Regions from separate parts of the Homo sapiens genome. Here region 1 is linked to region 2. A link is a contact called in ENCODE Hi-C or POLR2A ChIA-PET data. All regions are on one chromosome and are shown on one strand. The core of a region is the stretch at or near the end of the contact, and the rest is flanking DNA. Distances in the headings are between cores, read along the strand shown. Region 1 overlaps MSI2 (musashi RNA binding protein 2). Region 2 overlaps MSI2 (musashi RNA binding protein 2).

Evidence for each region. Hi-C counts contacts between places; a loop is a spot of excess contacts on that map. ChIA-PET counts read pairs that join two places held with the same protein, here RNA polymerase II (POLR2A). Pooled maps may share reads with other maps.
Region 1: a loop to region 2 is called in a map with no recorded cell type, with 4 times the contacts of the local background. The contact joins two enhancer-like sites. A Hi-C loop is called at or near these places in 3 of 168 maps with a recorded cell type or tissue (endothelial cell of hepatic sinusoid, heart left ventricle and mesothelial cell of epicardium), 2 of 37 single-sample maps with no recorded cell type and 4 of 50 pooled maps. POLR2A ChIA-PET finds 5 or more read pairs at or near these places in 4 of 52 experiments (A673, B cell, BJ and 1 more).

What each region holds. Positions count from the first base shown.
Region 1 is chr17:57,335,542-57,340,573 of GRCh38, reverse strand. The region is part of intron 5 of MSI2 (musashi RNA binding protein 2); the gene reads right to left. Among named protein-coding and RNA genes, the nearest start is that of MSI2, 82 kb to the right of the region's middle. RefSeq lists an enhancer at 1,790-1,939 and a silencer at 1,841-2,008. Within about 2 kb of position 1,858, at least 3 of the 41 ENCODE cell types and tissues checked have a DNase peak (open chromatin) inside an H3K27ac peak, as active enhancers do.
Region 2 is chr17:57,283,207-57,287,948 of GRCh38, reverse strand. All of the region lies in intron 5 of MSI2 (musashi RNA binding protein 2), which reads right to left. Among named protein-coding and RNA genes, the nearest start is that of MSI2, 29 kb to the right of the region's middle. RefSeq lists an enhancer at 2,842-3,111. Within about 2 kb of position 2,533, at least 10 of the 41 ENCODE cell types and tissues checked have a DNase peak (open chromatin) inside an H3K27ac peak, as active enhancers do.

The DNA.
Region 1 (5,032 bases), core at 609-3,108, 53 kb before region 2:
TCCTTGTCCTGCCCTCTTTACAATCAAGGTTGCCAGGCAGAACATCAATGCCCCTCTATTTCTCATGCCCCACCCTTTGTTCCAGGGCAACAAAAGGAAGGAACTAATATTTGTTAGTGCCAGAGCTTGATCCATTATATTTCATCTCATTTCAGCCTCCAAAGAGCCCTGCAGTGTTGACACTGTACCTCCATTCTGCAGATGCAGAAGTGGAGGCTCTGGGAAATGAACCTTTGGCTGTACTGGCAAAAGGGTTAAGTACAGCACAAGGGTTAAGGCAGTGCAGTGTAGTGGCTGGGAGGAGGTGCGTCTGGAGGCCGACTCCTTGGGTTTGCACAATGGCCCATCACTTACTAGCTCCATGGATCTGAGCCTCTTTGAAGCCTAGTAAGGTAAGAATAATACCTTTCTCAGAGGGCTACTGTGAGGACTAAATGAGACATCATGGAGTTAAGGTAAGCCAACCTAGGGCAAATGGTCAAGAAATGTTAGTCAGTATCACTCAAGGTCAACAAGCTAGGAAGGGCTGGAACCCACACTTGAGCCCAGGTGGGCTGAATTCCAACACCTCTGCTGCCCAGTTTTGGGCAGGCTCACAACTTTATAGCAGTCAGTTCCATTCCCGGTCACTGATGAGCTTCTGAGGGACCGCCACACTGGAGGCCAGGGACCTTGGGGAATCCATCTCAGCTGGGAAAATGGTTTTCCAGGAGGCCATGGCCCAGAATACACCCTAAGCACAGACCATGGGAAGCTGGAAAAGTTTCTGGGAGTCAGGAGACCCAAAGGTCCTCAACTGGTGATGGAGACTCACGGGTGGAGACACAGAAGCAGCCCTACCAATGACTGATCACAGGAAGGCAACAGTTCACCCACTGCAAACGTGCATGAGCATCTTTCCTTGGAGAGAAAATGTCCCAAAGAATGAAAAATGGATATACTGTCATCATGGCAGGGTGTGAAACGAAAGGCTGAGAAGTTAGAAACACCAGGAGCATGGCAAACGGGACTCAACCCCTTGCACACAGACCATCATCCACGACAGCAGGGCAAGTCCGTGCCACAGGGAGGGGGCCCGAGGGAGGGAGGAGCAGCCCAAACCAACGCTGCCAGTTCTTCAACCAGAAGAGAAAGCATCACGCAAGTGGAGGCAGGAGCTGAAGGATGGTCAGTGCAGATCAAACAGAAGACAATGGAAATGGCTTTGACTTTCTTAAGCGTGCATGCAAGAATGAAACACTTGGAAACCGAGTTGGCTTTTAAGACAATCCTGAATCAATCCGTGAGACGATGATCTAAATATGCCGACCCCCTGGAGGCTGCCCAAACGCGAAGCCACCACTCACCCTCTGCTCAGTGAAACCGGGTGGTGCCTCGCGGGCTGCTTGCCTTTCCCAGGAGCTCCTGTGTGATGGACAGTTCTAAGGAATACCCTATAATCTGCATTTATGCCATTTGTCTCTTTGATACAAAAAATACAGATATTTGCGTCATTTATTTTAACGTCCGTGATTTTCTTTTGAAAGCCACAAAGAGAAAGAAAAGTCTGATCCCCTCTCCCCCACCACTTCTTTAGATGCCTGAAAACTTAAGCCTGGCACCCCTGACAAGCCAAATTGATCTGGAAAGCCTCTTCAGAGAGGCCAGTTGCATTAAAAGAACAAATAAAGGACTCTCCTTGCAAAGGAGACAAGGAAGACAAAGGGGAACTCAGGGGTGGGGCCCTTCCCCATCTCGGCAGCCCCTGTAGGTGAAGACAGGGAGGCAGGGCAGTCCCTGCGTGAGCTGCTCATGCCACATTATCTGCTTTGTGGTAGAACTCAAACCACAGCCTTGAATAAAAAGCCATAGCAGGGACCAAAATGAGGAAGAGAGGTTTTCAGCACCAACAAGATGGAGAGGCTGACAGGCAGGCACAGCTCCCCGGGTCAGTGAATTAACACCAGCCCGCTCCTCCAGGCAGAGACCCGGCTACGAGTTATGCAGCCTTCAGGGTCCCCAAGCAACTGGGATGCAACAAGTCTGCGTGGGGCCTGCCAAGCTCCTTATTCTTTATTTATGGTCTCATGGACAGAGACCGCAGAGATTATGGTCTCAGGCAGAGACTGCAGTGAGCCTAGATCGTGCCATTGCACGCCAGCCTTGGGCGACAGAGCAAGACTGTCTCAAAAAATAAAATAAAACAGGCCAGTGCAGTGGTTCATGCCTGTAATCCCAGCACTTCGGGGGGCCAAGGTGGGTGGGTTATTTGAGGTCAGGAGTTCGGGACCAGCCTGGCCAACATGGTGAAACCCCATCTCTACTAAAAATACAGAAATTTAGCTGGGCATAGTGGCGCACACCTGTAATCCCAGCTACTCAGGAGGCTGAGGAGGAGGATTTCCTAAACCCAGGAGGTGGAGGTTGTAGTGAGCCGAGATCACGCCACTGCATTCCAACCTGGGCGACAGAGAGAGACTCTGTCTCAAAAATAAATAAAAAACAAAATAAAACCCATACAAATCTCGTCCTTGGCGGTAAGGTATATTTAAAACGTATCTGTATTTTACATTGAGATGAGAGAACGTTACACACCAATTAAAAATCATGTTTTTACAACCATCTAGTAACACGTGAAAATTATTACTAAGTACTAGTAAATGCAAAAGCACATACACATGCACACAACACAGCGTGATTCTAATTCTGGGTTCTTTTCCAATTCTGTTTTTAAATACGTATGCACACAAAAATGATAATATACCAAAACATTCATTTATTTGCACTTTTCTATATGTTTTGAATCTTCTGTAAGGAGCATGCATTCATTTTCTAATTAAAAAATAAATATGAACAACCTTTCCTTCTGAAAAGCAAGCAGCCGCTGTTTTGGCTTGGCAAAAGACCAATTCATGATGTGAAGAAGGAGCCCCCAGCCCGAGTCACCGTCCAGCTAAGGACTCGACCGTGGTGCCAAGAGCAGCGCTTGTTGCCAAGGTGGTAAACACGACAGGGACAGCCGCCAGGGATTCTCACTGCCCCTGAGACCCAGGCTAGCCAGCGACACAGAGACAACAGCCTTCCCAGAGGAGAGAGCCCAGCCTCTGAGACACCCAGCCGTGAAGGCTAGAGGCCGAGAAAGTGGAGAGAAAATGAGTCTCAGAGACAATCAGATGGTTTTAAAGCTGTGAGTATTCGCATGGACCACACCAATGCCATCAGACAGTGGAAGTAAAATGTAATGACCCCAAAGGGGTTCCTGGGGTCAATCCTAGATTGCAGCATTTGAGAAACATGGGCCACTCTGTGGGGCCGTGGAAAAGAAAACAAGGGTTTTCTTGTCAGGCTGATCAGGGTCAGGGCCCTAGTCTAATACTGGCTTCTGTAAGTTGGGAAGAAGGTAATCAACTTCCTTGAGCTTCAGTTTCCTCATCTGGAAACCTGGGTTAAAATCCCAAGCCTAGAAGAGAATTTTAAGAGCCAAAAGAAATGGTGGTGCCCAAGCTCTGGAGGAGACAATGACAACACTGTGCAGACACAGGTAGCCTCTGGAGGGCCCCACATGGAGAGTGGCCGAGACCTCCAGCAAACAACCCTGCAAGGGATCCCGGAAGGCGAAGCTCCTGCTTGGCCATGTCTTCAGATGACTGCAGCCCAGAACAGCTGCTTAACTTCAACCACATGAGAGACCCTGAGTGGAACCACCCAGCTAATAAGCCCACTCCAGATTCCTGACCCTCAGACACCGTGAGATGATAAACGTTTGCTATTTTAAGTTGCTAAATTCTGGGGTAATTTGTTACGCGGCAGTAGGCAAATAACACACATTTTAGTTCCTCGCACGCAAGAGCTCAATATATAATGCCTATAATATTTCTTTAATTACTGTATGTTATAACAACCATAAGATGCAACACCAATTAATAACACCTTTTTCAAGAATGAAATGCCATCATATTAAATATGTACATTATTTAAATGCATTCAGATTTCACAAGCATTATGAACAAGAAATAAGTCTCAGAATGAAGGAAAGGCAGGTTACCTGTATATATTTCCTGATTGAGTAATGCAGTTTTGGTTTAAAGACCATTGGTAACACAGGTGATTTAACTACTATTCAAGTCCTGTATTACCCCGAAAAAAGAAGCAGTAAAGTAGATGGAGTCATTCCTCCAACTCTTTCCCAAAGAAAACGAGTAAGAGAAGAAGAAAACTGGGAATGTGGAAAGGTTTCCAAACGCTGACTTTCACCTCCAAAGCTATTCCTCACAGTCTTCTCCCATCATAGGAAAAGGCTTTTATTTGCTCAGGCCAAAAGCCTTGGCCTTACTCTTAATAGTCCTTTCCCAGAACTTCCTACATCCCAGTCTTCAGCAGATCCCATAGCTCAACCTTCAAGACATAGCTGGAATCTAACCACTTCTCACCACCGTCCTCACCACCACCCTGGCCCTTGGATAAGTGCAGCAGCTCCCACCTGCCCTCTTCACCGTTACCCGTGCCCTCTGCTGTTTCTATGCCATGCAGTAACTGGTGGGCCTCCTACACAGAAGTCCTCTCTTGTCAAACTCTGCTCTGAAGTCCTCTCTGCTCAGAACCCCACTGTGGCTTCCCCTTGCACACCGAATAAATGCCCAAGTCCTTATGAGAGTCTTACAGGATCTGATCTTCCTGTCTGTCCAGCCTCAGCTCCTTCCACTAGCCCCAAATAGTCTACCTGGACCTCCCTGCTACTCCTCACACATGCCAGCTTCTGCCTCTAGGCCTTTGCCATCACTGTGCTCCCAACCTGGAGCACTGTCCCTGAAGAGCACTCACAAGGGCCTTGTCTGACAATCCTACCTAAAATAACACTCCCCGTTTCACCCCGTTTCAGTCTCCATGCCTTTACTGTTTTATTCAGTCACAGCACTTATCGCTAATTGACTACTATACACACATCTCAGCATTTTGTTAAGTTCACTGCTCCATCCCCAGTGCCTACAACAGCGCCTGGCACACAGTAGGCTCATTATGTATGTCAGGAGTCAGCATCCTTTGCTATAAATGG
Region 2 (4,742 bases), core at 1,284-3,783:
GCCCTGGCCTGCTCTCCCACACTCCCCACTACTGCTGTCTCCAGGGGCTCATCTGACCACATCTGTTTCGTCTATAGGGTCTCTCTGGGAAGATGGCCCAGTGCATTCCTTGCACTCCTTACGCACAATGGCATTGCCAGCACAGGACTCTGATTTCATTCATAACCGGCCGAAACAGACATCCTGCTCCGCTCTAGGCAGGGGCTGCCATGGAATCCATTTGACTGCCAGGCCGGCCAGGTGTGCAGTTTGCGAAGGTTTCAACCAGGCAGGGAAAGGGCTTTCCAATGCCCCACGTAGGAGCCGAAAGGCAGAGAAGCACCACAGGCCTCTTCCCTGGGCTAAAGTCCCAGTACCCAAAGCAAACCAGAGGACCAAACACCTAACACAAACCAACAACCACAGGAAAGCAGCAGCGGCCAACCAAGCCCAGGAGAGTCAACATGCAAGACTCCGCGACTGAGCAACAAGTTAGGATGGTAAGCCCCGGCAGTCCTCCACCCGCAGACAGCCCCTCACACACACTATTCTGTCCCCCACAGGACCCCTTCCTTGAGGCTGGCCGAGAGGGACCCATGGAAGGGGTGCTAGGCCAGCAAATTATATGGCACCCAAACTCAGGCCCAGCAGGGCTTCCAAGACACACAGGACAGCCTCGCCAGGCTGGGTGTTCACTGAGGGAAGCAGTTTCACACTTCCTTTCCTTGGGCCTGCACTAATTTCCCACACTCACATTGCAAGGAGGCATTCTTGGGCTCACGGGGCCCTCAGAAAGGGTCCTATTATAAAGGTTCAGCAAATTAAAAAAAAAAAAAAACAACTTTTTGAGACCACTTATTTGTAGGGTACTATAGAGATGATAAATATGGAGCAAAAGGGGCTGCTTTTTTTCTTTCTTTTTAAATTTCCAATGAAGAAATGTGGCTTCAAAACTCTCTGCGGCGCGAGCCAGTTGCCTCCAGGCCAGCCTCTCCCTAGGCCTTGCTTTGTTTCTGGGCATCACACTCTGACCTGCAGGACCCGCACTTGGCAATCAGCTTAAACCTACCTCGGCATTTTAATGAGCCAGACTGCCATCTCCTCCCACACTGCCCGCTCTCTCCTGGAAGAACACACCTTTCCTAATTCTGTTTGTTCACCAGAAAAATAAATAAATAATAATAAGCGGGGGAGGGGGTGTGGGTTTACTGGAAGGTCATTTTGCCTTAGGAAAGGAACAAATTAAGTCGAGGCTCACAGTGAGCCGGGAAATACATTCTCCATCAGACAAGCGACCTTGGGGCCTTCGGTTTTAGGCGGGAAAGGTCACTGGTAAGGCAGCCCCTTGTTTATGGAGCCCGGATACCAATGACGTGGTCACCTCCGAGAAGCACAATTACCAACAGGGGCACGCCAAACTCTTTTATTGGTTACCTCTTAAACACTCCAGAAATCTGTCCAAGTCCTTGCAGAATAGCAGAAAACAAAAGTGCTCTCAGCAGGAGGGGGAAGCCAGGACTCGATGATGAGCAATTAGTGAATCAATGACTCTCAGAGACACTGATTTAGACCAGCAGTTCTTATTAGCGACCGTCGAGGAAAATGCAGGGACACACAAAGCTTCCAGGAGAGACTAAAGCTTTAAAAACATTTTTTTAAAAATCACCACAAACTGCCTTCAGAGCTTCCCCCTAAAACACTTAAAATGTGTGCTCAGTCTGAGGAAAAAAAAAAAAAGACTATTTGTTGTTTCCTTAATGTCAAAAAAACAAGTGAAACTACAACCACTAGTTCTGTCGCCCCACATGAAAATTATTCTCTCAAAATCCCAAAAATGAGATAAGGAATTAGGTATTAGACAAAAGAAAGAAAGAAAAAATAAAGAAGAAAGAAGGAAGGGAGGGAAAGACAGAAAGAGGCTGGCTAGCTAATATGAACAGCATGAACTTTTTCTTACCCTCATCAGATTGCAGGAATATAAAACAGATTGGTCTCCACTCCCACTCCATCCATGTTGAATAAAAAGATACTGATTCACGTGATAAGACGTATTCTTTAGTACTTTCTTAATATAACCCCTCATCATCTAAACACCTGTTCGGAAAATCAGAACTACACAACAGAAAGTGAGTGGTAGGAGGCTTGGCTAACTGACGGGCAAGGAGAAAAGAAAACATTTCTAAAAATATAATGATGCTTGCTAAGAAAATAGAGTTCCATGTACACAGAAATTCTCAGGAATACCTACTTGGGGAGACGTTCCTGTAACTGTTTTTAAACATTCAGTTCCATCCCACAGAATTCAAAACACCTACTAAGAACACAGAAGCTTCCCAGGCATGACTGTGGGGGCCGGAACCTTCCACAAACTTTATTTGAAGGCTGCTAATAACATGCAGCTGGGCATACTTTCCCCACACCCCAGCCTCTCCTGAAAAGTGCGCCCTCCCACCACCACCTTCCTTTCTTTCTGATTTTGTGAATACCAGCGAACGCTGAGACAATGCGGTTCACCGTGAAAATGGAAAACCGCAAGTTGGCCTCCTCAGCAGCAGCCAGCCCCCAGCCAAGGGCCCTCTGCAAACTTCCCCTTTATTTGTTCCTTGGTTTGGTTTCTGCTGGGTTGCTAATCTATTTGCTCTAAGCTATTGGAAGAAGTCGGCAAAAGAAAACAAAAAGGCTTTCTTCCTAGCAGGGGAAAAATGGGTAACCTTGAACCCAAAGAACCCTCCCTCCCCTGAAACTCCGGCTACTCTGAAAGTTTGTTGCTATCTAACCTTGAAAACAGTATGTGCCTCAGGGTCCCCTCCGCACTGGGCTCTAACAAGGATGTTGACGGTTCCTTATCTAAGGGGAAGGATGCAAACAATTTTTTTTAAGGTGAAAAGAAGAAACTTCTAAGAAACCGACGCCAATCTATGCACAGAAAAACCTCCCCTATCCTCCTACAAGTCTTCCAGAAAGGGGAGGGGTTGAAGAAAGAGAAAATCCAAAAACTGATCACTGCTAAGCTCCATAGTTTCAATAAATTGTTACCAATGTTGTCTTCGAAGGCAAAAAAAAAAAAAAGGTCATTTTAATTCTGGTTGAGGAGGGCATAGGGTAAACCCCTGGCCAACTTGAGCTTCTCCCATCCCCAGCAGATGAGGCTGAGGTTGATCCAGAGGTGACCTGTGCCAACAAGCCCTCCCCCAATGGGGGCAGATGACGCCATGAAGCCCCATGCTTCTCATCTCCATGGTGACCCCAAAAAACAAAATCAACTCTACACTAGGAGACACAAGAGTCCCATCAACTTAGAAACTTTCTTCTTCTCAGTAATAGTCTCCTACAACATTTTAATGAAATACTTTTTTAAAAATTGGGGTCAGAGTGTTTTACGTGGGATTACAGTCAAACCACATCTTCCCATCTCTTCGTACTTATTCACTTAAAAATATATATATGCTGCAGATTTCAAAGTGGGCTGTGACTGCACAGCTGTAGGGAATGAGCTTGTCAAGAGAAAAAACACACAGGCACACCTCTAAAACACATACATAAAGCACACAGATTTATTTTTTGTTTGGAGTGAGAGACACATCAGTTCGAGTTCTAGGCCAGCAGCTGTACTACAAACGTTTCGGGGTGGCGGGTGCGGGGTGGATGGCAGGGGCAGGGGGAACACAGGAGTGAGCCTCAAGGACAGCTGAAATGAGGGCCACCTTCGAAACCCTGCAGCCAGGCGTCACCAGGACTACCATGACCGGGTGGAGGGCCCAGCACAGCCAATCCAACTCTTTCATTAAAGAAGGGAAAAAATTCAACAGGGATGAAAAGAAACCAATACTTGGGCAATGCTCAACTCAGCGGGCCCCTTTTGAGAATTAAAAAGGAAAATAAATCTGGGGCTGTGTCGATCCAGAAAATCAGAGCAATGGGCTTCCCTGTTGAGAGGAGGCCACTTGATTCGCCTGAAGTTGACTATTTGTGTTGGCACTAGATCCCCTTAAAGATTGTTTACAAATACAGAGCAATCAATATTTCCTAACCCAAGGGTCTCCGGGATAGAAACATGGACCTGCTGGGCACAACGTGAGTGCTTCCCATGCGTCCCCACGCACCTGCCACCCTCTGCTCCAAGCCTGGGACACACATTCCCCTGGACCCGGCAGGCCCCACCTGAACCACGCTTCCGGGAGTGCGCGTGCGCGTGTGGTCTTCTGCCTCCTTTAACCTCCTTCACTGGGCTGTTCATCCCAGACTAAGCACCAACTTGGCTGACTCTGGAGCCTAATTTTCTCCTCCCATGCTTTCCTAGGGCCTAAATCGAGTTTTTTTGTTTGTTTGTTTTTTGTTGTGTGTTATCATTTCAGTATTGTTTCTAGTTGGGGGATTTGGAAGAGGCTGTTTCTTTCCTCATCCTCTCTCTTCCTTTCTTTCCTTTATATCTAAACACATTTTCACATGCTCTTTAAGTGGCTTCAGGTTTGGCATCCATCTCAAACACATCTATAATGGATCAGGAGCCCAAAATCTGTTTCCGATTATAACAGACAAATCAAGCCCCCCTGAAGTTGGAGGCGGGGAATGGGGAGAAAAAGTCTTTAATGGGTCAGCGATACAAAGGGACTTCTGGGGTTCTGCCCACAAAGGAAGCACTTCAGCCCCAGGGGCTGACATTACTGACTGACCCTGTGCGGCCTCTGCTTATAAACTTCCCAGCACTCACTCCAGAGACTTTACGGGCCAGATTCCGCCCTTAGTGAAATGGCATTTTCTAG